Linked DNA regions of Homo sapiens: all the other regions are linked to region 1. The links are chromatin loops, found by intact Hi-C in ENCODE. Cell type or tissue: endothelial cell of umbilical vein. All regions are shown on one strand. Each heading gives the region's core, and the rest is flanking DNA. Links, peaks and the distances in the headings are about the cores only. Region 1 holds the start of ZSCAN12 (zinc finger and SCAN domain containing 12). Region 2 holds the start of ZSCAN16 (zinc finger and SCAN domain containing 16). Region 3 holds the start of TRT-CGT1-1 (tRNA-Thr (anticodon CGT) 1-1).

What was found. Hi-C counts contacts between places; a loop is a spot of excess contacts. Peaks named below come from ENCODE experiments on the same cell type or tissue, not always from the same donor. Only the 100,000 strongest peaks of a DNase experiment are listed, where the experiment ranks them.
Region 2: it touches region 1 in a loop (7-fold over the local background); 19 of 110 quality-filtered maps call a loop at or near these places.
Region 3: it touches region 1 in a loop (2.0-fold over the local background); 6 of 110 quality-filtered maps call a loop at or near these places.

Annotation. Positions count from the first base shown.
Region 1 is chr6:28,394,723-28,404,837 of GRCh38, forward strand. It overlaps ZSCAN12 (zinc finger and SCAN domain containing 12), which reads right to left and starts at 5,025. Exons shown (of 4, transcript NM_001163391.2): 1 at 4,935-5,025; 2 at 3,282-3,751. The coding sequence starts at 3,683. It overlaps LOC105374998 (a long non-coding RNA gene), which reads left to right and starts at 5,097. Exons shown (of 2, transcript XR_926659.2): 1 at 5,097-5,185; 2 at 8,407-9,561. RefSeq lists a silencer at 4,078-4,147 and an enhancer at 5,159-5,408. In endothelial cell of umbilical vein, for the core only: a CTCF peak has its summit at 5,070; DNase peaks (open chromatin) are centred at 4,379 and 5,099; H3K4me3 peaks cover 1,301 bases; H3K27ac peaks cover 1,069 bases; H3K27me3 peaks cover 378 bases.
Region 2 is chr6:28,120,658-28,130,772 of GRCh38, forward strand. It overlaps ZSCAN16 (zinc finger and SCAN domain containing 16), which reads left to right and starts at 3,952. Exons shown (of 4, transcript NM_025231.3): 1 at 3,952-4,020; 2 at 4,756-5,173; 3 at 6,126-6,264; 4 at 8,773-9,425. The coding sequence starts at 4,787. The coding sequence ends at 9,293. ZSCAN16-AS1 (ZSCAN16 antisense RNA 1) reads right to left here. Exons shown (of 2, transcript NR_103456.1): 2 at 1,138-2,554. RefSeq lists an enhancer at 3,596-4,097. In endothelial cell of umbilical vein, for the core only: no CTCF peak of the experiment used is centred there; a DNase peak (open chromatin) is centred at 3,894; H3K4me3 peaks cover 1,068 bases; H3K27ac peaks cover 989 bases.
Region 3 is chr6:28,483,653-28,493,767 of GRCh38, forward strand. TRT-CGT1-1 (tRNA-Thr (anticodon CGT) 1-1) reads right to left here and starts at 5,414; the gene lies at 5,341-5,414. LOC124901294 (a long non-coding RNA gene) reads right to left here and starts at 5,838. Exons shown (of 2, transcript XR_007059537.1): 1 at 5,712-5,838; 2 at 1,777-2,059. LOC124901295 (a long non-coding RNA gene) reads left to right here and starts at 6,078. Exons shown (of 2, transcript XR_007059538.1): 1 at 6,078-6,301; 2 at 6,720-7,335. In endothelial cell of umbilical vein, for the core only: no CTCF peak of the experiment used is centred there; DNase peaks (open chromatin) are centred at 5,449, 5,779 and 6,399; H3K4me3 peaks cover 1,562 bases; H3K27me3 peaks cover 482 bases.

The DNA.
Region 1 (10,115 bases), core at 2,432-7,431:
CTCCCTAGCTACTCTGTTTCTACTGCTCATTACTCCCTTCATGATCTCATCCTATCTCGTGGCTTTAAATACTATGCGTATTCTGAAAAGCCCCAATTCTGTAGTTCTAGCACAGACCCTTCCACTGAATTCCAGTTTATTATATCTAGTTGTTTGCTCAACTTTTCTGCTTGGATTCTAATAGGAATCTCAAAATTAACATGTCCAAACCCTGTTTTTTTTGTTTTTTTGAGGCAGAGTCTCACTCTGTCGTCCAGGCTGGAGTGCAGTGGCAAGATCTTGGTTCACTGCAACTTCCGACTCCTGGGTTCAAGCGATTCTCCTGCCTCAGCCTCCTGAGTAGCTGGGATTATAGGTGCCTGCCACCACACCCAGCTAATTTTTGTATTTTTAGTAGAGACAGGCTTTCATCATGTTGGCCAGGCTGGTCTTGAACTCCTGACCTCAGGTGATCTGCCCACATTGGCCTCCCAAAGTGCTAGGATTGCAGGCTTGAGCCACCGTGCCTGGCCCAAACCCTAAGTTTTGATTCCTGTCTTTCCACCCCAAACCCACTTCTCTCCCAGTCTTTACCATCTCTATGAATGACAAATCCACTCTATCTGATGTTCAGACCAAATACTTCGGCATAATCCTTAACTTACTTTCTCTCATATTCCACATTCTATATAAAAACAAACCCTGTCAAGCTCTAGCTCCAAAATATATCCAGAATCCAATCACATTTTACCACTCCCACTGCTACTATTCTAGTCCAAGTCACCAATATCTCTTGCCTGGATTATTGCTTATTATTATTGCTCCTAAAATGGTTTCGTTGCCTCTACCTTTTACTCCTATGGCTACCCCAGCCCCATTGTGGAACTTTCTCACAGTAGCCAGAGTGACTATTTTAAAATTCAAGTCAGATTATATCTCGCTTCTGTTCAAAATTCTCCAATGACTTTCCATCTCAGAATACAATTCGAAATTCTTATAATGGCCTACAAGTTCTGACATAATATAATCTTATAAGCATTTTATTTCATCTCCTCCTTGACAACCACATCTCCACCATGATAAGTACATTCTCACTTTAAGACCCTCTGCCTGAATGCTGTTATCCCTGATAGCTTATGGCTTGCTCTTTTCATTCAGATTTCTCCTGTAAATGTCACCTATCTGAAAAACCTTCTCTGACAAGTCTACAGAAAACAGCACAATCCCCACTTATTTCACTATTCCTTTTCTCTGCTTTTATTGTTGTTGTTGTTTGAACAGAATTTATTACCACCTACATCTTGTAGGTGTTTGTTGATTTTTTTTTTTTTTTTTGGAGATAGGGTCTCACTGTGTCGCCCAGGCTGGAGTGCAGTGGTATGATCGTGGTTCACTGCAGCCTCGATCTCCTGGGCTCAAGCAATCCTCCCACTTTAGCCTCTCAAGTAGCTAGGACTACACACACCTGCCTGGCTAATTTTTGTATTTTTTATAGAGATGGGGGTCTCACTATGTTGCCCAGGCTGGTTTGTTGATTTTTAATTTACTATCTGTCTCAGTGGACCAGAACCTACATGAGAGCAGCAACCCCTGTGTTTTGTTCGCTGTTGCATTCACAGTGCCTAAAACAGTACCTAGTCCAAACAGACATTCGGTAAATATGTGCTTAATTGTTTCCTGCAGTCTTTAACTTTGTTAGGAGTGTCTCCATTATACTAGTCTTTCAAGCTTAAAATCCCTAGTGTTTAGCTTAGAATACATTGCTCTGTAAAGAGTTCTCCATTGGTTCTTCCTTCTTTATTTAATAGAGCTAATCTGTCATCACTTCCAAACAGTTCTTACCTAAGACATGCCTCATCCTTGGTAATCACACTTTCACGATCCTATTTCTTTTTTCTGTTTGTTTGTTTGTTTTGTTTTTTAAACGGAGTCTCACTCTGTTGCCCAGGCTGGGGTACAGTGGCACAATCTCGGCTCACTGCAACCTCTGCCTCCTAGGTTCAAGTGATTCTCCTGCTTCAGCCTACCAAGTACCTGGGATTACAGGCATGTCCTGCCACACCCGGCTGACTTTTGTATTTTTAGTAGAGACGGGGTTTCACCATGTTGCCCAGGCTGGCGTTGAACTCCTGACCTCAGGTGATCCACCTCCCTTGGCCTCCCAAGCGCTAGGATTACAGGCATGAGTCACCGTGCCTGGCCTCATGATCCTATTTCAAACTTAGATATTTTTGCCACATGTTCCTACCCTCTCTATTGCATTTTGTATCACAGTGCTAGATTATACTTCTGTTTCATTATTTCCCTAAGTTTCAAACTCTTTATACCGGGGTTTCCCAGCATTGGCTCTACTGACATGTTCCTAGCATTGGCTCTACTGACTTTGTTGTCTGGGGCTGTCCTGTGTGTTTTAAGAGGTTTAGCATTAGCCTTGCCCTCTCTACCCACTAGATACTAGCAGCACCTCCCCGAGTGATCCACTAGATACTAGCAGCACCTCCCCAAGTTATAACAACCAAAAATGTCCCAAGACATTGCCAAATGCCCTCTGGTGCACAAAATTGGCACTGGTTGAGAACCACTGTCTCATTTTAGTATTAAAAACAAAACAAAAACGTTCTACATAATTTGGTTCTCTTTTACATCTTACAATTAGTAAAGCTCATTTAGACTCAAGGAGAAAAGGTTAGGGGCATCTGTCCTACAGAATAAAATCTCAATTCCAGAGGTTGAGATTCAAGGTCCTGGACACTATCTCAACTCTGCTATTTGGAATTCACCTTTCCAACCTAACTGGGCTTTCTGCTACTCAAAGAAACACAGATTCCCCACCCTGCTCTCCTCACTAACTTTCCATTGTACTCCCACATCTCATTCCCCTGAAATAGTTAATGTCTTCATTTTAAAACCCTGTAATGGAGTCAGAGCAATGGATATATCTGCAAAACCTTAATTCTTAATTATTTGTATTGTGCAACAGAGTGATGCCCCTCCAAGAGACTGCTTCCCATCCTGCTACTGTCATCTCTTTGATACTTTCTCTTGTCTTAGAAGTTTTCTAAGATGAGCAGCATGTTTATCAAACAGAATTTTGTAGCTTAATAGAGAAATATAAAATCCTTCCACAGAAAAGTTATAAATAAGTTGGGACCACATTAGCCAACTTTCCGTGAAACTCATGCCCCTTTCTGATGCACCAAACTGTCAAAAACATGCTTTGTGAAAAAATGGCTGTTCTTCACTCTGGCCTAGAAATCCACAATTTATGTTTTCTCAAGCAGAAGTCACATCTTTTTTCTCACCTGCTCTCCTGGTTCATCCAGTTCTCTCTCTAAATCCTCCAGCACAGTCACCACCTCCTCCCCACTCTCTGGATGCTGCTCCTGCACCCAGGCCTGGAGCTCCTCAGGTAGGATGGTCAGGAACTGCTCCAGCACCAGCAGCTCCAGAATCTGTTCTTTGGTGTGGGTCTCTGGCCTCAGCCACTGATGGCAAAGTTCTCGGAGTCGGCTCAAAGCCTCACGGGGACCAGATGTCTCCTGGTAGCAGAACTGTCTGAAGTACTGACGGAAGACCTCTCTGCTATGGGTGTTGTTTTTACGCAGGTCCCAATCCTGTCTGGTGGTATATTTCTCTTCCTCTATCTTTACTTCCAAAGGTTCATCCTGGTCCATGTGGGCCTGGATAGCCCAAGTAGATGCCATTTTAGCTGTGCTAGAACTACCGGTGTTTCAAGTAAGATCTCACCTGGAAACTGTATTCCTGGACAGTCCTGAAGAATAAGCCATCATTATTAATACAAACTCCACCATAAAGTAAAACTGCAAATTCTGAGAACTTAACTATGACCTTTGAAATCTGACCTCCGGATTAATGTACAATACTTACTCAGAAAAATACTCTGATAGAAAAGACTTAAGATTAGACCGATTTAGGCCGGGCACAGTGGCTCACGCCTGTAATCCCAGCACTTTGGGAGGCCGAGTCGGGCGGATCACGAGGTCAGGAGATCGAGACCATCCTGGCTAACATGGTGAAACCCCGTCTCTACTAAAAATACAAAAAAAAAAAAAAAAAAAAAATTAGCCGGGCGTGACGGCGGGCGCCTGTAGTCCCAGCTACTCAGGAGGCTGAGGCAGGGGAATGGCGTGAACCCGGGAGGCGGAGCTTGCAGTGAGCCGAGATCGCGCCACTGCACTCCAGCCTGGGCGACAGAGCGAGACTCCGTCTCAAAAAAAAAAAAAAAGATTAGACTAATTTAAAGAGAAAGACTGAGGAAAGGTGCCAAGTTGTTTCAGGACTTAAGAGTAAGACTTGTTGGTAAACTTATTCTCATTTGGTCCTAAATGAAAGACAAATGGAATAAAACTAACATTTAGATCAAGTAAATAATAATAACAAAAGGTTAGGACATCCTTGATTAGTTACTTTTATCTTTTGAATGTCCAGATGTCTGGTGGAAACCATGAAATCACAAAAGCTACAGTCATGTAAATTTATTTCTTCAGGGACTTAATCTTTCTGCTCCTCATTCTTCATTTATAAAGTGAGAAGGCTGAAGAGGTTACTCTTTAAGGCTTCCCTCTAACCTCGTGGTCTGTGATTATAATCTGAAGTGAGGAAGGCCCAGGAAAGGGTCCCTAGGACGCCGGCGAGCGTCTGTGACCCACCACTGTCCAGAAATGTCGGTAAGCGCTGAACCCAAGGATACACAGCCCGAAGCAAACGCGGAAGGTATGGGCCTTACAGCCTGGAATTGCTGCAGAGACTGGGAGCCAAACCCTCATCCTAATGTCCCAACGCACTTTGGGGAGGGAGAGCTTCCCGCGGATCCGCCTGGGTTTGGGAGGACCGGGGTCCACTCTGCACCGGCCAGGGCCTGAGGGGCCCAGCAGCTGGAATACAGCAATCTCCCGCCCACCTGCTCGCAGCGTACAGAGCACAACATCGCTCACCTGCGGCCCCCAGGGCCAGAAGAGAACTCCCTCCTACGGAGCGAAGGCAAGAGGCCTCGAACCCTTTTGGGACCCGGAACCCATCAAAAGTGACCCACAAAGGCCGGAAGCGGCCACGGGGGGTCTAAGAACCAGCCCGCGCGGGGCGCACTTCCGCGGCCGCTCTAGGAAGGGAGCGAAAGGGGCTTTCAACTCGGTAGTGTTTCCGCGCGTCTACGTGAGAGGAAGGTTGATGGCTTTCAGGCCCGCTGGTAAATGGAACGGGTTTATCTTCTCCTCTTCTTTACCCAGCCATTGTCCACACTTCCCCCGACCCGATGGGTGGTCGAGGCTTGTAGAACTGATCTTAAGACAGGGAAATCCCTTGCGTCTCCATTCACTTTGGGATTCTGTGTCTCTGAGGTTAGAGATGCCTCAAAGGGATGTTCTCCGGGGGACCTTCCCAAATCCGCGCTTAGCGGTGGCGAAGGGACTTCTTCCACACAGACTTCTCAAGGGCCAGCCGGCTGGTTTCTGCCGGCTCTTTCGCCATCCACGATTCTTTTGATGTTCTCTTTTATGTGCTGATGTATGATTATATGTCAGAAAACCCGGTTCAATGGAAAAACTATAAAAAAAGGATAATTTAGTAAAATAGCAAGATATAAAGTTAACACACTAAAATCAACGACCTTCATATATGTGAATAATCAATGATAACGAGTTACGAGATATAATGGAAGAGAAGACCATATTTACAAGAGCAGCAAAAAAGTGAAACTAGGAATAAACTTAACAAGAAATGAACAAAACTTCTATGGGGAAAGCTTTAAAACATTCCTAAAAGGCCAAGTATACATTTAAACAAACAGAAAGCGATATGAGGTTCTTGGAAAGACTCAAAGAGGTCAGTCCTCCCTAAATACGTATGCAACTGTAGTATTCCAACAAAAATATCAACAAATATTGTTCTGGAATTAGATAAACTGATTATAAAATTCATGTGGGGAAATAAGAATAGCCAGGAAACCCATGAAAAAGAAAAATGGTGAGGGTCAACCTTATCAGATACTGGAACATACCCATATAATTTTAGTGTATTAACAGAGAGAAAGAATAGACCAGAAATGGATCCAGGTATGTAAGGATATTGAGTAAATGATGAAGGTGACACCACATATCAACAGGGAAATGAAGAACTTAGAAGTTGTGCTGGGATGATAACCGTTTGGCAAAGGTAAAACTGGATTTGTATTTCCCACCACACATCACAATAGAGATAAATTCTAAATGGATCTGAGATCTAAATATAAAAAATCCACCTATACATGTATTAGAAGAAAACATGAATAATAATTCTAACACGTGGGAATAGGGAAACATTATCTAACCATATGACTCAAAATCTAAAACCCATAAAAATAATAAATCTGGCTACATGAAAATAAAATGTATTGCTTGTCAAAAAAAAATAAGGAAAGAAAAAGGCTTGCAACATATCACAGGCAAGGGCTAGTTTTCCAAATACCTAAAGAGCTCCTAAAAGTTGAGAATAACCAATAACCCAATAGAGAAAATGGCCAAAAGAAATAAATAGTTGACAGAATAAGAAATGCTAGCAGCCCTCAAACATCTGTAAATATGTTCAACTTCACTCAAAATATGAACATACAAATTAAAAACTATGCTGACTGAGGCACCGTTAGTCATCAGATTGGCAATGGTACAAAAGTTTGACAGCATGCTCTACTCATGAGGAAGGAGAAACTCTTAACATTCTAGTGGGAATGCAAAATGGTACAACCCATAGGTATGAAAGATAATACTATACAGCAAAATTATATATGTAAGTTTACCCTTTGTTCCTGCAATACCACTTCTAGAAATCCATCTCAAAGATACTTTGACAAAAATATGAAGTGACACACACACAAGATTAAATGAGATCAGGAGAGGCCTGATTTTTAAAATGCCAAATATGAGGGGATGAAATTGAGAAATTCTCAGGAGGAAAAATGGATCAGGGCTTCATCATTGATTATGTGGGGGATAAGAGAACCAAAAAAAAAAAAAAAAAAAGCCTGGTATCGTCAGAGGATGGTGGTCCCTCCACCAAGACAGGGGACACTAAATGACAAGTAGCATTTTGAGAAGAAATTTATGAGCACAGCTTGGCCATGTTAAGTTCGAAATCCTAGGAAGCATTACACTGTAGATGTTGCTATTTGTTAATGGATTGGTTTAGGGATTTGTGGGTCTAGGAGTCATGAGAAGAGAGTTAGCTTGAGATCCATATTTTGGAGCCTTCCACCTTTCAGTAATGGTTAAAATGATTAAGATATCTCATGAAGTGTGTGGTGCTAAAAAACAGCCTAGGACAGATTTCTGGAGTGCCCTTTGCCCCCTACTGCCAGCCCTATAGATTCTTCTTTCAGGGCGTCTGCGGAGAAGGGAGAGAGAGATCCCTCCTCACACCGTGCCAGGGCTCAAATCTCACCTGAAGCCGTAGAACATCTCAGAAAACAACAGACAGAGAAATTATTGGACAACAACTTGAATTCAACCTGGAAGTGTCCCTCAAGCTCACTTTGGGGTCCTTTTCCAGGCATCTTGAAGGATTTTTGCAATGCAGTTGTTTTCCAAGTTCCACTTGGCATGACTTACTGTAAGAAGCTGATATGAAAGTCTCACTTAAAAAGTCAGCTTGCACCAAGGATGATTGACTTGGCATAGTTCCCAGGGACCTAGGTGAAACAGTCAACTTTTTGTCACAGATGCAATGTAGCCAGAAGAAAAGAGCATCTAAGCACAAAGAGAGCTTAAGACAGAACTCCGAGTAAAACCAATCTCCGTCTTTTGACACTAGAGAAACACAAGGATATAGAGACAAAGAGCAGACAAAATGGATCTCCAGAATACCTTTATTTTAAACAATTTTTGTCTAACATTATTACTAACACTTTTTGGCCATTTTACTAACAAAATAACTCTAACATTTAAAAAGGAGAAAGCTTCCTGTGATATATTGATAAGCCTTCTAACTGCACTTAAAAGGGAAAAAAAGCAGATGTTGAGATCTAGGACTCAAAGACTAAGAGAAAAGGTAAAACTGTAATATTGGAAGCTCACTTTGTTACTTTGTGAAAATGAAAGCATGTATAAACTTGATTAGCTCATAATTGTGCCAGGTTTATTTAGTGAGGTTGAAAGGGGATGGAGACAATTGAGAAAAAAGTTATTTGGGAAAAGATTTCAAAAAAAGGCTTATTTTTCCTTCAGACTTTAAATCTGAGGTGGATAAAGGTATTGTGGAAAATTAAAGATGACTACAAATTATTTGGCATTTCTCATCAAGATGTGGGGTCTATGTCACTTTCCCTTGAATCTGAGTGGGGTTAATCATTAATTTGACCAATAAAATACTGCAAAAGTGATGCTGTGGTTTCTGGCCTGAGCCTTTGGAGAGCAGCAGCTTTCACTTTTTGTCTTTTAGAACAATTGCTCTTGAAGTCCTGAGCCACCATGGAAGAAGTCTGCCAACCCTGCTTTCCAGTGACTGAGTTGCAAGAATCCTTCAAGATGCCAAAAAGATGACCCCAAAGTGAGCTTTGTGTGTCTCCGAGACCACATAAAGAAGCTCTGAGACCACATGGAGAAGATCAGCCCGGCTAAGCCCACTTTTCTGGCTGTCCCTGCCAAGGCACTTGGCATGGCAGTGAAGCTGTCTTGGATTTTCCAGACAAATTATACTGCCAGATGAATACCAGCATGTGATCTTAGTTGACACCACATGAAACAGAAGAATTTCTCAGCTAAGTCCTCCCCAAATTCCTGGCCCAAAACATGATGGTGTGTTTTTGTCCACTGTTTTGGAGTAACTATTTATGCAGCAATAGATAACAAGATCAGATGTTTACCAGATTGTAACAGTTTGATTAGACTATTTCCTAAGAATATTAACTTTCCTTCGTTTCAATGACATAGTCAACATGCAATTTTCAATTTGTAGTTGATATTTAAATTTCCAGTTAGGAAAAAGCTTGATGTTGAGGACTTGCACTAAATTTTAGGCCAGGTATAGCTCCAATTTTTATGGAAATTATTATGTATACAGTATAAGGTAATTTTTTATAGGCTATAGTTAACAATTTCTTTTTTATCTTTTTTTATTATTTATTTATTTTTTATTATACTTTAAGTTCTAGGGTACATGTGCACAACGTGCAGGTTTGTTACATATGTATACATGTGCCATGTTGGTTTGCTGCACCCACTAATTCATCATTTACATTAGGTATTTCTCCTAATGCTTTCCCCTATCCCCCCACCCCACGACAGGCCCCGGTGTGTGATGTACCCCGCCCTGTGTCCAAGTGTTCTCGTTGTTCAGTTCCCACCTATGAGTGAGAACATGTGGTGTTTGATTTTCTGTCCTTGCCATAGTTTGCTCAGAATGATGGTTTCCTGCTTCATCCATGTCACTACAAAGGACATGAACTCATCCTTTTTTATGGCTGCATAGTATTCCATGGTATATATGTGCCACATTTTCTTTATCTAGTCTATCACTGATGGACATTTGGGTTGGTTCCAAGTCTTTGCTATTGTGAATAGTGCTACAATAAACATACGTGTGCATGTGTCTTTATAGTAGCATGATTTATAATCCTTTGGGTATATACCCAGTAATGGGATCACTGGGTCAAATGGTATTTGTAGTTCTAGATCCTTGAGGAATCGCCACACTGTCTTCCACAATGGTTGAACTAGTTTACACTCCCACCAACAGTGTAAAAGTGTTCCTATTTCTCCACATCCTCTCCAGCACCTGTTGTTTCCTGACATTTTAATGATTGCCATTCTAATTGGTGTGAGATGGCATCTCATGGTGGTTTTGATTTGCATTTCTCTGATGACCAGTGATGATGAGCATTTTTTCATTTGTCTGTTGTCTGCATAAATGTCTTCTTTTGAAAAATGTCTGTTCCTATCCTTTGCCCACTTTTTGATGGGGTCGTTTGATTTTTTCTTGTAAATTTGTTTAAGTTCTTTGTAGATTCTGGATATTAGCCCTTTGTCTGATGGGTAGATTGCAAAATTTTTCTCCCATTCTGTAGGTTGCCTGTTCACTCTGATGGTAGTTTCTTTTGCTGTGCAGAAGCTCTTTAGTTTAATTAGATCCCCTTCATCTGTTTTGGCTTT
Region 2 (10,115 bases), core at 1,896-6,895, 270 kb before region 1:
TGGGCTTGTGCTTAAAAACCTGATGAGATAATTTAATTCAGCAAGATATTAAATAAAGAGGGCAAAACATACTGATAATACACTGTGCACTAAAGGGGAAGCAGGAAATTACTAAGCATCGTCTGGATTTTTTATCTGTTCAGTTGCCTATGAGGGACATGTTATGTCACAGTCAAGGGAAAAAGGGACTTTGTCTTTTGATCATGTACTTCTAATGGAAAGAAATGCAGGGGTTATCCTTTTTCTAAAATTTTCTTCCCAGAGTGGGAGAGTGTTCTAAAGCATATTTGAAAATTATTTATATCTACACTTTCTAAATAATCCACACAAATTTATTTGCTCACTTATATTTGCCCTTAAAAAGCACACAGAAGTTGAATCTGATTTTCATATTAAAGGAATTATACCCTTTTACAAGGCATAATTCCTTTAAGATGAAAGGTATGTATCTACAAAAGGTATATATATCTATGGAAGGATATACATTTCACAAAAAAATATTGTCAAACTAGATGCTGGGGACATTTATTCTTTCTAATAAATTTATGTGAATGCATTACTTATCTTTGACTTGTCAGGCAAAGAATTTCAGAGGAGGAAAATAGATATTGATGAAATTCTCCAAACAGGAAAATTTTTTTATAGGTTGTGGAGAATAAATAGGGTTTTAAGAACAATTATCTTTTCCCATTTATACCAGTAGCAAATCTTCATAAGAAATTGAAATGTTCCAGAAATATATAATGTATAAAATGCAGGTTCTCCTTAAGTTTACCCCCAACTGATACTCATAGTGAATTTTTTTTTTTTTTTTAAGACAGAGTCTCACTCTGTCGCCAGGCTGGAGTGCAGTGGCATGATCTCGGCTCACTGCAACTTCTACCTCCTGGGTTCAAGTGATTCTCCTGCCTCAGCCTCCTAAGTAGCTGGGACTAACAGGCACATGCCACCATGCCCAGCTAATTTTTGTATTTTTAGTACAGATGGGCTTTCACCGTGTTGGCCAGGATGGTCTCGATCTCTTGACCTCGTGATCCGCCTGCCTCGGCCTCCCAAAGTGCTAGGATTACAGGTGTGAGCCACCTTGCCCGGCCAACATTTTTAAGATAATAATTTTCACAAAAACAATCATACCATATCTTTTGTAACTTTTTATTTTACTCAATATACCTTTAGCATCTCTTAGTTTCTAAAAACTGGGTGGTATTTTAATGAATAGACATATAAAAATTTAAATTCCAAATGTTAGGCATTCAAGTTTCCCAATTTAAATAAATAGTGCTTCTTTGTACATACGTTCAAACATTTATGTAAGCATTTCTATATGGATAATTCCAAGAAGCTAAGTTGTTGAATCAAGGGGTATGGACAACTTCTTACCTTCTAAATAAGTCTTACCTTCTAAAAATGTAAAACTAAGTATGCCTGTATATCCACACACCTCCTAACACTGAATATTATAAATCGTTTGTCTTTAGCAATCTTAAAAATCTTTCTTGTTTTGTTTAAATTCTTATTAGTGAACCTTTTCATATTCACTATTCTTAATTTTGTGTTCTATAAATGTCAAGTGAGTCTGTGTGAAGAGAGTCCACCAACAGGCTTTGTGTGAGCAACAAGGCTGTTTATTTCACTTGGGTGCAAGTGGGCTGAGTCCAAAAAGAGAGTCAGCAAAGGGAGATAGGGGTGGGGCAGTTTTATAGGATTTGGGTAGGTAGTGGAAAATTACAGTTAAAGGTGGTTATCTCTTGTGGGCAGGGGCGGGGGTCACAAGGTGCCAAGGTGCTGGGTGGGGAGATCATGAGACTCACTGTCGGGGGCAGGGGGAATGTCACAAGGTCGATTGATTAGTTGGGGTGGGGCAGGAACAAATCTCAATGGTGGAATGCCATCTTTTGTGGTTCTTCAGTTGCTCCAGGTCATCTGGATGTATACGTGGCGGTCACAGGGGCTATGATGGCTTAGTATCATATTGTCAGAGGCCTGACAATAAATGCATGCAGGTTAAGTACTTTGTCTATTTTTCTATTGGCTTGTTCATATTTTTATTTTTTGGTAAGATAAAAGGTCTTTGTATATCAGGAAAATCAGCTGTGTCTTTTAGATGTGTGGCATATTTTACTTTTAGTTTATATTTTATTTTTACTTTTTTCATTCAAATATTTCAATTTTACAAGGCCAGTTTCATTTATCTTTTCCTCCATGGCCTTTTCAGTTTTATGTCTTTAGGGGTTTGTGTTATTCTTAAAAAGGCCCTTCCCACTCCAACTTTCCAACCTGTCTCCCTGCTTCTGCCCTTGCCCAACCCCTTCACATTCAAGTCTACTGTTAACATAGCAGCCAAAATAATAATCTCAATACCCAAGTTTAATCATGTTACTTCTCTACTCAGAAATCTCAAATGAGCCATGCTGGGTAGCTCACACCTGTAGCTCCAGCTACTCAGGAGGCTGAGGCGAGAAGATCACTTGAGCCCAGGAGTTTCAGGCTGCAGTAAGCTATGATCGCACCACTCACTGCACTCCAGTCTGGGTGACAGAGTGAGACCCATCTCCTAAAACAAAGGAAAAGGAAAGAAAAGAGAAAAGAAAATAAACTGAGTAGCTTATCATTTTATCATTTTAGAGTAAAAATACCCTTGCACTCACCCAAGGCTCTCACTATCTCTCCACCCAACGCTCTTTTGCTCACTCAGCTCCAGAAAAACAAGCACCCTTCCTTTGCCCAAAATACTTAAAACACACTCCACTCCAGGCTTTTGCATTTGTTATCCCTCTCCCTGAAACATCTTTATCCCTGATGGCCCATTCCCTCAGCTCCCTCAATCTTTGCTCAAATGTCAATTTCCTAGTCAGGTCCTCCATGAATATCCTATTTAAATTGCATCACTTCATTCTCACCCCAAATTCCCTATTTCCTTTATTTTCTCCTTAGAACTGATATCCACTCTCTATACACTATGTATATTTTTTGGTTTATTGCCTGCCTCCCCAGCACACACACACACACACACACACATACACACACACACAAGATTATAAATTCCATGAAAGGAAGGGCATTGTTTTGCTCAAAATTAGTTCCAGCTTCCACAATAGTGCCTGGCATAGTAGATAAATCAATATTTGTGTAAGAAAGGAGAAGAGGGAGTAAAAAACTAAGAGCATTTTTCACCCATCAATTTGGCAAAGATCAAAATATTTTATAACACTGTGTTGACAAGTATAGGTAAATAAGAATACTGCTAGTAGATCCTATGATTGGTGATTTGGCATTAACAAAAGTACAAATTTCCCTATTCTATGCTGTAGTAATTCCCTTTCTAGACATACAGACTATGGATATATCCTTACACATGAAAAATGATGTGAGTTCACAGTAAGTTATTGCAGCAATGTTTGAAAAAGAAGAATTGGAAACAACCTCATGACCACCAATGGGGTACTTATTAACAAATTATAGAACATAATACACAGTTGAATACCGTGCAGTTGTTTAAAAAAGAGCAAGATCAAGGAAACACTTATGTACAGCCTTTACCAAGACCACCTGGTAAAAAGAAAAATAAGAAAGGTACAGAAGTGCTACTATTTGTGCAGAGGGGAAAAAGCGCGGACAATCTATAACGGTGTAATATATCTACGGAAGGATATACAAGTCACGAAAAATATTGTCAAACTAGACGCTGGGGGACATTTACTCTTTTTAATAAATGTATGTGAATGCATTACTTATCCATATTACTCAATAATTAAACCGAAAAACGTTTTAAAGAAGTACAAATAAGACTTGCTCGCAGATCCCGCAATCCCATCAATACGAGGCGTAAAAGCCGGGTCCTCCACTGGCTAGGGCCGAGGAGGCAAGCACTCAAGCTGCCACAGAGGCGAAGCTTCCTAGAGCGGCCCGGAAGTGCCCGGCTGAAGCGGCCGGGCGCCGATTGGTGTCTTTGAGTCTAGTCTTTGTTCGGGGCTGTCCAAAGGACGCTAGCTGTTGCACCTGTTCCTCCCTGCGCGTAAGGTGAGTGTCTCCCGGCTCCCAGGTGGAGAAAAGGGGACAAGACGCAGCTGTGGTCAGCAGCAACACCCTCCCCACACCTCCCTGTCGCGGGCAGAGTGTAACACTCCTGTCCCTCCCTCCGCCCCCCAACAGATCTACAGGAGAGGATTTGGCCCAGCCTTCCGGGAGAGGATGGGTGGAAGGGGGACACTGGTTGCGGGTTCCTCTGCAGAGGCATCTGTCTGATCCCCTTCCAGGGTTGGCACACATATCCTATAACCAGTGAATCCTGGGGGCACAAGCTGGCCCGTGCATCTCATGGTAACAGAATGAAGAGCCTTTTAACAAAGCCGTTAATAATACTTGGCGTTTATTTAGTGCTTACTAGTGCCCGCTGCCATGCCAGGGACGTTGCATACGTTCTCATGTAATCTGTATATCAACCCTGTAACACACATGAGAATTGTACCTGAGGATCTGTAGTTCTAGTCCAGATAAATAACTTCCTCTAAGTTACACAATAGAGCACAGATTCAAATCATATCCCTGCGTCACTGTTTTTTGTTTTGTTTTGTTTTGTTTTGTTTCAGCTTCCTATAAGACTGTTTTCTCTGATTGACTTCTGGTGGCTTGGCTTCATTATGATGTGTTTATGTTCACAGAAATTTTTGTAATTTCTCTATGGTAACAACTTTTTATGCCTTAGGAGTGTCTCTGAGGCAGGATTCTAAGAGATTCTCTTTGACTCAATCCCAGATAGAGGATAAATCTCCTGGCAAAGCCCAGAATGACCACAGCCCTGGAACCTGAGGACCAAAAAGGACTTCTGATAATTAAGGCAGAGGACCATTACTGGGGACAGGATTCCAGCTCACAAAAGTGCAGTCCTCACAGGAGGGAACTCTATAGACAACACTTCAGGAAGCTCTGCTATCAGGATGCACCTGGACCCCGTGAAGCTCTTACCCAGCTGTGGGAGCTCTGCCGTCAGTGGCTGAGGCCAGAATGCCACACCAAGGAGCAGATTTTAGACCTGCTGGTGCTAGAACAGTTCCTGAGCATTCTTCCTAAAGACCTGCAAGCATGGGTGCGTGCACACCATCCAGAGACTGGAGAGGAGGCAGTGACGGTACTGGAGGATCTGGAGAGAGAGCTTGATGAACCTGGAAAGCAGGTGTGAAGGGGCAGTCATCTGGCTGTGAGTGATCAGGGGATATGGATGGAGCCAAAGCAAAAGGCATATGAAAGAACATCTGAAAATATTTATCCTCTAAAGAACAAGGCATAGGAAGGGACCTGACTACCTATGTCAAATAATTAAAGTGTGGCTGGGTAAAGAGAGGAGAGTCACTAGACTGATTCTATGCCTGTTTGGAAGGCTAGGATCAGTGGGAAGTTACCAAAAGGCAATCAGGTATCAGAGGAAAAGAAATAATTTTCTGCCATTCATAGATACCCATAAATAAAATAGGCTACCCCATAAGAAACTCCCTTTCCATATAGGTATTCAAGCGGAGATTCAAGTAGATGTCAAGGATATTGCAGAATAGGACTGTCCAACAGAAATATAATGCAAGCTGTATATGTATTTAAATTTTCTAGTAGCCACATTAAAAAAAAAGGTGAAATATATATTTTATTTAGCCCACAATATTTAATCATGTAATCAATATTTTTAATGAGGTATTTTAGATATCTGTGCTTTAAATTTTCAAAATTTGGTATGTATCTTACATTTAGCTTATCTCATTTGTACTAGCCATATTTTAAGTACTCAGTAACCACATTTTGCTAGTGACTACCATATCGGATAGCATGGTTATAGAAGAAATGCTCCCATTTGCTGGAAGTTGGGCTAGATGATTTTTAAGCTACCTTCCAAATCCCAGTGCTCTGATCCTGGACTTCTGCAGATCAATGAAAGAAGAGACGTTGAATTTTACTCTCTAGTGTCCTGAATTGTAGAGATTAGCCTCTGTTCCTTCTCCTAGCCATTATTGCCATTTACAATGAAATGAGAATTTGTCCCCCCTTTCTATGTCCCTGGAAGATGTTTCATTTGATTGTTTTATCTGAAGTTACTTAAGTTTCCATAAAATTCACCTTACACACCTCATTTTCCCTAGGTCCCAGGCAATTCAGAAAGACGGGACATACTCATGGACAAGTTGGCCCCCTTGGGAAGGCCATATGAATCACTGACTGTCCAGCTCCATCCCAAAAAGACCCAGCTGGAGCAGGAAGCTGGGAAACCACAAAGGAATGGTAAGCAGGAACAGTTCTGAGTGTATGAGGGTAGAGGTACTTCCTTAGGTTAGAGGAAAACTTTCTCACTTTCATCTTCTCCTTTTAAAGATTTCCTGCTTGTCCTCCACCTCACTATGGACAATTTTATCCTCCTCTTACCCTTGCTCCATGATGGAGTTATATTTTAGTTTCTCACTAGACAAAAAAGCTGCTATTTGGCCCAAGGGATGAGGATGGAGTTTATTTAATATCCTTATAATTCTGTTGTTATCTAATGATTCTTGTTCCAAATCCCCCTAAATTTCCATTTTGAGACAGGAGAACTTATGGCACTCTGTATTAGTCAGCGAGGCCTGTCATACAGAATACCATGGACTTATGGGTGGCTTAACAGAAATTTATTTTCTCACAGTTCTGGAGGCTGGAAGTCCAAGATGAATATGCTTACAGGGTTAGTTACTAGTAAGGCTACTCTCCTTGGCTTGCAGACCTCTTGCTGTGTCTTCACATGGCCTTTCTCTGTACACACACACTCCTGGTGTCTCTTCCTCTTGTAAGGACACTAGTACTATTGGATTAGGGTCCTACCCTTATGACCTTATTCAACCTTAATTACTTCATTAAAGCCCTATCGTCATATACAGTAATGTTTGAAAGGGGTTAGGGCTTCAATGTATGAATTTGTGGAGGAAGACAAGTCAATCTATAACACATTCCCATGATGAAAGAAGTAGGGAAGAGAGACAATGATCAGTCAATACAGCAAAGTTTCTTGTTTTTATCTGCATGTCAAATTAATTGGGTTTTATCCCCCATCCCAGCTCCCTAATTACAAACTAGGGTGTCTAGTGTATCCCCAGGCTACATTAAAAAGCTGGTGAATTTTAAATTCCAGTTTATCCAAACCCTACCTTTTTCAGTGCTCACCACCCTTTCTCTAGAGGCTCCCATGTCTAATAATGCCTCTCCGGGTAGTTCCTTATACTCTAGCCTATTTTGTATTCTTACTACTTAAGTTTTACCAATATCCCATCCTGTAGGATCCCTACCAGATGATTTGTCTAATCTGAAAAATTATTTTGAGCTAAGATGTTCCTAGCTGCTATCTGGAAAGGATGACATTTAATTATATGTAATGTAAAGAAGCCTTTCAGTGCTTTAACTCTAGGAGTGGAGTGCTGGTTACTGTTTGGCTTTAGAAGTGACGTTAAGAACCTCCTATCTGTTCTTTTTTATTTTTATTTTATTTTATTTTTTTTAGAGGAGAGGTCTCACTATGTTTCCCAGGCTTGTCTCAAACTCCTGGGCTCAAGTGATCTTTCCACCTTAGCTTCCCAAAGTGCTAGGATTATAAGCATGAGCCACTGTGCCTGGCTCAACCTGTCTTTTGATTCATTCATCTTTCACTGAGTATTTACTAAATAGCAGCTATATGCCAGACACTATACTAAATGTAAGGAATCCAAAGGTTAGACACTTACATTACTTCTCTTCAAGAAGCAGGAGAGTGAGCACTTACAATAGTGTAATAATTACCATACTAGAGATACACCGTGAACTACAAAGAGGATAGCTATCCCTGAGGTGCACCTGCAAAAATATCACAGAGTAGGCTTGCTTGAGCTGAGAAGGTCAGGTGGGAGCTGAAAGGGGGTGACATTTTAGGCAAAGAAACGGTGAAAAAAAATAGCATCAGAGAATAACATTCTAAGAATAGCAACTGCTCTGAGTTTGATTCTGATAAGGAGTCGTCTGTAGGAGGGAAAATCAGCAATGTGTGTTTTAATAAACGATCCAGCTGATTCTGATGCACAATAAGGTTAGAAACCACCGAGCTAGGATTTAGACAGGAGGTGATGACAGCAAGGACATCAGTTTCAGGAAAAAATATTTTACCCAGCATATACACTGACTATCCATTGTCATTTCCTATTCCTTTTCATTCCTCTATTTACTCTGACCTGCATGTTGTCATGCTTCCTGCTTCCAGCTAATTATTATCCTTCAAACACACTCCCCTCCTTGGATGGTTCCTATTCACTATATTCCTCTCAGACCCCAAATCCTATTATCCTCTCCATTCACTTTTACTTGATTTTACTTGCCACCTATGTTTCAGGCCCCTGCATGTTTCTCCCAAACTTTTACCTCCCTCCCCATCTCTGTTCTCCAGTCTCTCTAATTATCCTTGGCATATCTATAGTCCCCTCATTTATCCGTCTTCCCTTACATAGTATTGCTAACTTATCTCTTGAGCTCTATTTTTGCCTTTTCTTCTCTTAATCTACTCTCAAACAACTTGTTCTGCTGATATCTTCCTTAATTCTTAATTTCTTCCTTACATTGTGACTCTGTGCTATGATGATACCAAAAATAAGATGGTACCAAATATTTGATATGTGTGTTGTATGTGACTTCTCATTATTTTATAACACATTTATAACATTTACATGTTCTTTCTTCCATAGGCTGTTTGCTTCTCAAACATAGAATAGGACCCGTTTGTGTACTGTTTGTTTGTTACAGGTGATAAAACTAGGACTAAGAATGAAGAGTTGTTCCAGAAGGAAGATATGCCCAAAGACAAGGAATTCCTTGGGGAGATAAATGACAGACTGAACAAAGATACTCCTCAGCATCCTAAGTCCAAAGATATTATTGAAAATGAGGGCAGATCAGAATGGCAACAGAGGGAAAGAAGACGATATAAATGTGATGAATGTGGGAAAAGTTTCAGTCATAGCTCAGACCTTAGTAAACACAGGAGAACTCACACGGGAGAGAAGCCCTATAAATGTGATGAGTGTGGAAAAGCCTTCATTCAGCGCTCACATCTCATTGGACATCATAGAGTACACACGGGAGTAAAACCCTATAAATGTAAAGAATGTGGGAAAGACTTCAGTGGGCGCACAGGTCTTATTCAGCATCAGAGAATCCACACAGGTGAAAAACCCTATGAATGTGATGAGTGTGGAAGGCCTTTCCGAGTAAGTTCAGCTCTTATTAGACATCAAAGAATTCATACCGCAAATAAACTCTACTAATATAGCAGTAATATCAAAAGTTCTTTGGACACTCAGGCCTAACTAGTTATCAAAGAATCTATTTTAGAAACCTTGAGTTTCCTCAATGTGGTCAAAGCTTCAGTCATCATTAAACTTCTCTGGACCAAAGAATCTACCTGAGTAAAATATCCTTTTATTTCAAATTAGTTCAGTTTTGAGGGGGAATCAAGAATTCTTTCAGAAAGCCTTGTCCACTGACAACACTGCTCACCTGCAGCCCAAGATCAATGGTTCCTGGATGAAAGACAGTGAATTAATTCTGTCTCTGCTCCAGGTCCTTTTTAGTTGACCATTCAGTGTCTGACTTTAGGCAAGACAAGACATACACATTTTTCTCTGCCTTCATTTCCCCTTCTGTAAAGTACAGATGATAATAGAGGCTTACCAGGTATGTTTCGACAAGTTAAAACTGATGAAAACTACTTTTGAGATTAAGATATAAAACAATGCTAATTATTTGTTTTCCACCATTACTCATATAATAGCCTCAACATCCCTTTTTTATCTTAAAATGGGGAGTATGATTATTTTTTGGAAATTTTTGTTTGCCAATGATAAAGAATAAGCCATCAGAAGACAGGAGGCCAGCCTGGTCAACACAGCGAGACACCACCTCTACAGAAACTTAAGAAAAATTAGCTAGGCATGGTGGCACACACCTGTAGTTCCACCCAACTATTTAGGAGGCTGAGGTGGGAAGATCACTTGAACCCAGGAGTTCAAGGCTATCGTGAGATGTGATCGCACCACTGCACCCCAGCCTAGGCAAGAGCAAGACCTTATCTCAAAAAGAAGAAAAAA
Region 3 (10,115 bases), core at 2,852-7,851, 89 kb after region 1:
GTGTCTTTCAAGGAGTTTTTCCATTTCATCTATGATGTCAAAGTTATTGGTAAAATACATTCATAACATTTCCTTGTGTCCTTTTGTTATTTGTAGAAGCTCTAGTGATATCTACTCCTTCATTTGTTTCTTTTGTTTTTCTCTGTTAATATATTTTTTATTTTTTAAATATAGAGATGGGGTCTCGGTATGTTGCTCAGGAATTAGTTCGTGAGCCACCATGCCCAGGCTACTGTCATTTGTGATATTTGTGTCTCTTCTCTCTTTTTTTCCTGAAGAGTATGGCTAGAAATGTATCAATTTTGTTAATCTTTTCAAAGAACCAGCTTTTGACGTTATTGTTTTTCCTTATTGTTTTTCAGTTTTCTATTTCATTGGCATTTACTCTAGTATTTTCCTCTTCTGCCTGCTTTGGATTTAATTTGCTTATCTTTTTTACTAAGTTTCTAAGGCAGAAGATGAGAACATTGATTAGAGACATTTCTTCCTTTCTAATATAAATGTTTAATGCTAAAATTATCCCACTAAGTATGGTTTTTGTTGCATCCCACAAATTTTGATATGTTGTATTTTCAGTTTTATTCAGTTTAAAGTGTTTTCTAATTTCTCTGTGATTTCTTCTTTGACTTATGGGTTATTAGAACTCCATGGTTTAATCTCCAGATATGTGTGGCTTTCTCAAATATCTCCAAATGTTATTGATGTTCAGGTTATTTTGCTGTGTACAAGAAAAAACTCTCTGTGATTTTAATCCTTTCAATGATTATGCATATATATATATATACACACACATACACACATTGAAAGAATGTGTATATATATATATTGTCTTCTATGTTATCATATATGTGTGCAGTCACTCAGATAAAGATGTGGACTTCATAGTTTTAAAACATGCCTGAACTTTTTCTTTTTTTTTTTTTTGAGACGGAGTCTCGCTCTGTCGCCCAGGCTGGAGTGCAGTGGCGGGATCTCGGCTCACTGCAAGCTCCGCCTCCCGGGTTCACGCCATTCTCCTGCCTCAGCCTCCCAAGTAGCTGGGACTACAGGCGCCCGCCACTACGCCCGGCTAATTTTTTGTATTTTTAGTAGAGACGGGGTTTCACCGTTTTAGCCGGGATGGTCTCGATCTCCTGACCTCGTGATCCGCCCGCCTCGGCCTCCCAAAGTGCTGGGATTACAGGCGTGAGCCACTATGCCTGGCCAGAAATTTACTTTGAAAGTCTTTTTAGGCCGGACTTGTTGGCTGGACATGGTGTCCTGCGTCTATAGTCCCCAGTTACTTGGGAGGCTGAGGTGGGAGGATCGCTTGAGGCTGGGGGGTGGAGGTTGCTGTGAGCTGAGATCACACCACTGCACTCCAGCCTGGGAAGCAAAGTCAGACTCTCTAAAGCATACCCCAAGACAAAGGATGTGCCTTAATGAGTATGTGATTTATTGAGGAAATGATCCTCTGGATGGGGAAGAACAAGTAACAAAACAAAGATGTGGTCTCACATAAAGTCTAGCTTTGGCCTGACCCATGAGACAGGGGCTCTGGAATATAAATTGCATAGCAGAGTGGTCACTGAGTCAAGGGACTTGACTTTTATACTCCTTCCCCCATCCGTCAGTTATTAGCTGCTGGGAATGGAATGGTGGTGTAATCTACTAGATGTCTCCAAACAGCCAAGGGCGATTCATGGGACAACTTCACAGAGTTACACCATTGTGGGGATAGGTGTGTAACTTCCCAAGGAGTCCTTCCTGTCCACTGCACCCAGAAAGACCACAACATTGCAGTAAAGAAAGAGTTTAATAGACACGAGGTCGGCCATGCCCCATGGGAGATGGCGTTAGTACTCAAATTATCTCCCTGAAGGCATGGAGGTTATGGGTTTTTCAAAGACAGTTTGGTGGGCAGGGGACCAGGGTAGGGGGCAAGCTGATTGGTTGGGTTGGAGATGAAATCATGGGGAATTGAGGCTGTCCTCTCATGCTGAGTCAGTTCCTGGGTGGAGGCCACAGGATGGGTTGGCGGGTCCAGGTGAGGACACGTGGTTGTCAGAAATGCAAAAACCTGAAAAGACATCACCATATTGTAGGTTGTGCAATAGTGATGTTATCTGCAAGAGTAATTGGGGAAGTTGCAAATCATATTACCTCCAGAATAATGGCTGGTAGTTATTTAGAATTCAGACCCTTCTCATCCTCTAACTTGGTGGCCTTTCATTAGTTTTATAAGAACAGTTTAGTCTTTGGGAAGGGGTATTACCATTTAAATTATAAACTAAATTTCTCCAAAAATTAGTTTGGCCCATGCCCAGGAATGAGCAAAGACAACCAACCAGTGAGGCTGGGAACAAGATGAAGTCAGCATGCCAGATTTCTCTTACTGTCATAATTTTGCAATGGCTGTTTCAGGTGTAGTGGCCTGTAAAAAACAAACTAGGAAGAAGAAAAAGAATTGAGAGGGTTTCCAAGATTCTGTGCTACTGTAAAACAACTAAAGAAGTGGAATACCCTAGGTTTGTAATTTTAAGTTGAGGTGTGAATATCCCAGATGTCATCTGTTATTTAGGAAAAATAATAGATTTCATTTACTTGCTAGTATAAATCACTAATTTTGTTTTAATGTTTTGTGTTAGTTTCCTAGGGTTGTCATAACAAATTACCACAAACTGGGTGGCTTAAAGTGATAGGAAATTACTTTCTCACAGTTCTGGAAGCCAGAAGTCTAAAATCAAGATGTGGACAGCGTCATGCTCCTTTAAAAGCTCTTGGGAAGAACCCTTCCTTGCCTCTTTCAACTGTGATGATTGCCAGAGATCCTTGGTGTTCCTGTAACCACCTAACAGGTTCCCCTTGCCTGCTGCCTAGACACAACCAACTTATCAAGACAGGGGAACTGCAATAGAGAAAGAGTTTAATTCATGCAGAGGAGTACAGGAGACTGGAGTTTTATTATTCCTTAAATCAGTCTCCCCCAAAACATGGGGATTGGGGTTTTTAAGGATAATTTGGTGGGTAGGGTTTAGTGAGTTGGGAGTGCTGATTGGTTGGGTCAGAGATGAAAGCATAGTGAGTTGAAGCTGTCTTCTTGTGCTGAGTCAGTTCCTAGGTGGGGCCACAAGATCAGATGAGCCAGTTTACTGACCTGGGTGGTACAGCTGATCCATTGAGTGTAGGGTTTACAATAGAATAGTGATGTTATCCCCAGTAGCAATTTGGGGAGTGTCAGAATCTTGTAGCCTCCAGCCGCATGACTCCTAAACCATAATTTCTAATCTTGTGGCTAATTTGTTAGTCCTACAAAAGCAGTCTAGTCCCTAGGCAGGAAGGGGGTTTGCTTTGGGAAAGGGCTGTTATCATCCTGTTTCAAAGTTAAACTATAAACTAAGTTCCTCCCAAAGTTACTGCAGCTTACACCCAGGAATGAACAAGGACAGCTTGGAGGTTAGAAGCAAGATGGAGTCAGTTAGGTCAGATCTCTTTTACTGTAATAATTTTCTCAGTTATAATTTTGCAATGGCAGTCTCACTCCTTGGCTTGTGGCCAGTAACTGCAATCTCTGCCTCCATCTTCACAGGGCCGTCTTCCCACTATGTCTGTGTCTCTGTGTCCAAACCTCCCTCTCTTCGAGTAAAGATCCCAGTCACTGGATTATGCCCCACCCTAATCCAGAATGACCTCATCATAACTTGATTACTTCTGCAAAGACCCTAGAAAGGCAGATTTATTAGAGAAAGTATGAAAATAGGTTGCAAGAAAGCAATGGCTAAATCAGCATGAGAGAAGCTGACTGCAAAGAAACAAAGGCTTGCTGGAGACTTTACAGAATAGGGTTTATGCTGTAAACTGAAGAGGGCTTTGTGCAGTACTGATAATGCCAAAGTTGAAATGAACTGCCTTGCAGGTGTGTGGTGATAGTTGAGCACAGGAAGATTGTGAGTTGTTTGTACAAGAGGGCTATGTGTCCTGGACCATGAAGAAAGGCAGACTTATAGCTTATCTGCTTTCTGTTCTTGCTTTCCCTTGGTCCCGCCAGTCTGACTCCTTTTCCCAATTAGGACTCCACAGTTAACTTGGTCCATGCCCAGAAATGAGAGAAGACAGCCAGCCCATGAGGCTAGAAGCAAGATGGAGTCAGCCACAGCCATGTCAGATTTATGCTACTGTCATAGGTTTGCAAAGGCAGTTTCAGAGTAAAAGGATTAAACACTTGTCCCTAATTGTTCAATAAATAAGAAAAATTATAAAAAGCAACAATATAGTGAACTTTATTGCTTGTTTAGGTGCCAAATATCCTTCTAAAATATTTTGTATACTTACTCAACAAGCTCTCCCATCAACTATATTAGGTAGGCTTATTACTATTTCCATTCCACATGTGAAGAAAGTGATGCCCATGGAGCTAGAGCAATTTGCTAAAGGTCCCTTAGCCATCAAATGTAGCAGCTGAGGTTTGAATACAGCCGATGTGACCTAGTTCAACAAGGTCCCAATCAAAATGAACAGCAGTGAGGTCCAAACATAGGGACAATTTTCCAATGTTTTACGTTGCTACTTATGATACTTAGAGTAACATAGTAGCCACATTGTGAATATTTCTCATTAAAAAGTAAAAAAACAGGCCAAGCGCGGTGGCTCACACCTGTAATCCCAGCACTTTGGGAGGCTGAGGCAGGCGGATCACTTGAGGCAGGAATTGGAGACCAGCCGGGCCAACATGGTGAAACCCTGTCTCTAATGAAAATACAAAAATTAGCTGGGCGTGGTGGTGCACACCTGTAATCCCAGCAATTCTGGAGGCTGAGGCATGAGAATCGCTACTGCACTGGAGCCTGGGTGACAGAGCGAGATTCCATCTCAAAAAAAAAAAAAAAAAAGGCAAGCATGCCCCTGCAAATGTCCTAATTTTTGTTTGTAGCTACTAATGGGTTTGTTGTTCATTAATTTCTTATCTTATGAATTCAATTATAGAGCTGGAGATTTTTAGAATCTAGAGAGATTTTATTTATCTGCATGCCTACAACAGTTATCTACATGCTTTAAACTGTAACACATTGTAAGTGCTCAAAAACATTTTACCACAGTTTAAAGCAAGACATACGAAATTGATTGAGGTGGGTCACATGCATTATTCTTTCGCACTTTTTGCATTTGCATTGTCTTCCTCCTAAAAATTTACTTTTTAAAAGTAAGGAATCTGAGCAGGATGCAGTTAAACAACTTGGGATTTATCCAGTTGTGTTCTACTGCTGTTAAGTTTGGTGAGAATGTTTGGCAATTAGTGGGAGGACGCAGTTCTTCGTCAAGAAAACAATTTTCAGAAACAGCTGATTTTCTCTGGAAAACATCAGGCCCCACTGGGAGTCGAACCCAGGATCTCCTGTTTACGAGACAGGCGCTTTAACCAACTAAGCCATAGAGCCACGCGGAAGCACTCTTTAGAGGTGAATCTATCTCATTTTACTTTGACAAAATGAGTTTAGTTAGTTATCTGCTGTCTTCAAAAAATATGTCAACTCGAGAAACACTTCATTTCCTCAGTATCTTTTGAAGACATACGAATACACGGGGAAACGTATTCGGCAGTCTACAGTGTCAAAGGATTTTTCTATTAATCCAAGAAAGAGCATTACAGAAAGCTATACAATACGTGAAGACGATTAAAAGGAATATATCTATACATAATTTTAAAAAACCTTTGAATCTTGAAAGTCACTCACTTAGGGTACGTGAAGCTGCCAAATTTATCAGAGAAGGAACAGGCATCTCTCGCATGGAGCCGTGGGCCTCGGCGTTAAGGCACTCTTCAGCTACAGGTGGCAGCCCGTTTAGCTCTTCTTAAGGTCTTGTGATGTCATTTTCAAGAGGCCAGTAAAGTTCTGTGTCACGTGGGGCCTCTCAGGAGGGGTGCGGAGGTGGGGGAGGGGCGGGGAGCAGGACTCCACTGCTTTGGCCTCAAGGAGTTTGGTCGACACTTGAAGACTGACCAAGAAAAAGTAATTTGTCCCAGTTTTCTCCCACCCTTTGTTTTCTTCTGCTCCTCTTGGGCTTGTTTTTTTTTTGGGGGGGGGGGTTCTTTCTTTTTTCTTTTCTTTTTTTTTTTTTTTTCCCGCAGTAAGTTCTGAAAATCGCCTCCCAGAGGAGATAACGCGTTCTCCTCTGTAACCCGTCCTTCCACGTCCCGGTGGTGGGGGGGGGGGTCCCGGTTCTCATTCTTTCGGGGACCTGCAAGGAGCCCCGCCCGCAGGCTTTGAACCGATTTCGGCTCCGCGTCCAGGAGCAGGCCCTACGTAGGGCCGGGGGAATTCAGGTGCGTCTGCGGGGCCCAGGGCACCCAGGGCAGGCGGGGACTGAGACGACTGAGGGTTGAGGGACAAGGAGGTTGGGACTGGGGAGGGGAGACCCGGGACCCGCCCAGAACGCTTTCGTGGGGTTGGAGAGGGCAGGACACAGCCTCTCTGGGCCCGGTAGTATGCGAAGACACGCATAACGCAAAAGGATTCCCGTCCTGGACTTTGGGAATTAAGGCCCTGAACACATTGAGCAAAAAGTAGATCTGTCTGTACAGACGTTTCTTTCCACGTCTTTCATAGTAAGGACTTTATTAAAAAGCAGGCACTCGAATCCTAGGTGGGTAGATGGGAGGCTGGGGCTGGGGATGGGGACGTCCTCTGTTTTCTGGTTGTGCACATTAAAAATAACTCTCTGCTGCCTACTCCTAAACGCAGCCGGCAAAAATGAGACGTCAACTAAGCGCCGTTTCAGTCCCAGAGCCAGGTCGTCCATGGGGGTTTTCAAGCGTTTTCTCGATGACTGATTTTTCTAGAAGCGAATGGATTTTATTCTCCCAGGTGTAAAGGCTACCTCCTGCTTCACACCCGGGTAACATAAAAGACAGCGCTGGGACCGAAACTCGGGTCTCCTGGGTCCTGGTTGGCTGGAGAGAGGGGCAATGAACGTCCCGAAAAGAATTCTGTCTTTTCTCAATATCTGGGAGGACTCATAACAGGGTAGATAATCAGGATGGATGTTTGGCAGGTGGGAATCTTTGAGACGGTCTGTGCACACAATTTTAACTCTACTTTTGCCAGTTTGGAGGACATGAAATTCCTGATGAGTGTATGTTAAAAGGGAATAGAGAAGGTAATATACACAACGTTCTAAAATAATTGCTTTTCGTGGAGGCAAAGTGGCTAAGCAGTCCAAAGCGCTGGATGAAGGCTCTAATCTCTTGGGGTGTGGAGGTTCTAGCCTGTTTAGCCACAGAAGTCATGAAACCACTATGTGGTATTTGTTAAATAATGAGTTTTGATACTTAAAATAAAATGGAATTATTGGAGTGAATTTTGTTTGGTTCTGTTGAATTTGTTATTCTTACACACACTAGCCAGATTCTACTTATTTGTGGGCGGCAAGCCACCCAGGCACCGAGGCAAGAGACAGAGGACACGAGCTGTTCCAGTATAATAAAATATAAAACAAGAATAGTTATACCAAATATAGATCTTAGATATGATTATATATGAAAATCATTAATCATTAGTTTGTAGCAATTACTTTTTATTCCAATATTATAATAATCCTCGCTCTATAATCATAGCCTAGGAAAAACCAGGCCTTACAGAGATAGGAGTTGAGGGAACATAGTGAGGTGTGACCAGAAGACAAGAGTGCGAGCCTTCTGTTATGCCCGGACAGGGCCAGCAGAAGGGCTCCTTGGTCTAGCGGTAACGCCAGCGTCTGGGAAGACGCCCGTTGCCGAGCGGACGGTGGTCTAGCAGAAGCCTCAGTGTCAAGAAAAAACACCGGCTGCTTAGCAGACCGGAAAAGGGAGTCTCCCTCTCCCCGGGGGAGTTTAGAGAAGACTCTGCTCTTCCACTTCTTGTGGAGGGCCTGACATTAGTCAGGCTCGCCCGCAGTTATCCGGAGGCCTAACCGTCTCCCTGTGATGCTGTGCTTCAGTGGTCACACTCCTAGTCCGCCTTCATGTTCCATCCTGTACACCTGGCTCTGCCTTCTAGATAGCAGAAGTAAATTAGTGAAAGTACTAATAGTCCCTGATATGCAGAAATAATGGCGTAAGCTGTCTTTCTCTCTGTCTCCTCTCCCTCTTTGCCTCAGCTGCCAGGCAGGGAAGGGCCCCCTGTCCAGTGGACACGTGACCCACGTGACCTTACCTATCATTGGAGATGACTCACATTCTTTACCCTGCCCCTTCTGCCTTGTATCCAATAAGTAACAGCGCAGCCAGACATTCGGGGCCACTACCGGTCTCCGCGCATTGGTGGTAGTGGTCCTCCGGGCCCAGCTGTCTTTTCTTTTATCTGTCTTGCGTCTTTATTTCTACACTTTCTCGTCGCTGCACACAGGGAGAGACCCACTGACCCTGTGGGGCTGGTCCGTACACTTATTAACATTTTATTTGATATGTTGATCTTTGGATGTATGAATTTGATTGTTCTCATTTGATTTGTTTTGTTTTTACTTTGGGTTCTATTTATGTCAGGTTTTGGTAACCTTAATGAATGGATTAGGCAGTTTTCCACTTCTTATGCCCTGAAACTTTTCAACCCAGAAGAGTTACCTGATCCTTGACAATTTGACAGCACTTGGCCTAAGAGAATGGGGCCTTTTCATGGGGCTTAGAAATGGAAAGAGACTTTTGACAGCCTCTTCATCTATTACCGTGGTTATTATTCTGTGAGGATGTGTCATTTGAGTGTGTCATATAGTGCCTCTGATTCTCAGTTGCTTATTTGTTGAGAGATAATGATACTGAATATTAAATGACTTACTGCTTTTAAAATTCTAGTATGATGCCTGGGCCATGCAAGCCTTCAATCAATGTTATTTATTATTATCACATCAATATTGGTAATTTATATTGTCCTAAATCCTATCTCATTCACTATGCTTAGATTATCAGGGATTATCAGATACAGAGGTAGAAAGTTGTAAAAAAATGCTTTTTATTTGAGATACACATCTCATCTCTATTTGTAAATGTGTCTTCTTCACTAATTTTGAATTCTAAGTTTATATTTTCCCTTAGACATTCCACAGATTTGTATTTCAGTTTTATTTACAAAAAAAACTTTCTTAGCTCTCCTAGCATGTAAACAGATTTTCTCTGTTGATTCCTTTCTTCTGCTTTCATTTGGTATGTTTTGTTGGTCTTTTACTTGCTTCTGAAGAGAAATACTCACCAGCATTTCAGTCATTTAAAGTCTTTCTCATTTACTTAAAAAATGCACTTAAGTTACAAATGTTCCCCTCTGACCTGCTTTTGTAGCATTCCACAGTAATGATATATGTTGTCTTATTGACATTCTATTATACCTGGCCTGTAATTTTAGTTTTGATTTTCTCTTTGAGCAAAGATATTTTTAGAAGCATTTGACATTAAGTATAACATTTTATACTTTTCTGATTATATTTTGATGCTGATTTCTATCTCTATTTTCTAGCACAGTATTAATTTTCTAAATTAAAAAGTATTTTGATATTTTCTTATTAGATCATTGTATAGTCAATTCTTTAATTTCTTTGGGCAATTTAAAAATTGTGTTTTCTCTATAAAGAATTTTATGATATCTATCAGGTCAATGTTTTATTCTTATTTGTCTTTTATAATATTACTTATTTCTTTGTCCACTGATATTTCTTGAACTTAGAGCAATAAATTGAAGTCAATTACTAAATTGTCTCTGCCTTTCTACTTGTGTCTCCACTGAATTTCTGCTGAATGAAAGTTGCTGCTTTATTTTGAGCATGAATATCAAAAAAACCAAAAATCTTTACCTCCACTTAAACTGTAATTTTTAGCATTTTGCAGTACCCTTCTTTGTTTTATTTAATGAGTGTTGTCCAAAATCCCACCTCACATGATTTTAAATCCTTGAGTCCTTTCTTTTTGTGAGTTTGCCTGATATTTTTGTCTGTTCTTTATTTTCAAACTTCCTGATTGTTTCCAAGCCTGTGGGTAAGTAGCAAGCTGTGGGGAGGCAGTGTGACAAGGTATATGCAGGAAACAAAGAGCTCAGAGAGACTAGTTTTTTTATTTTCACAGCATTTTAAAAGCCAATGACCCTAATTAAGAGATACTTAATCTTCCACTGGTTTAT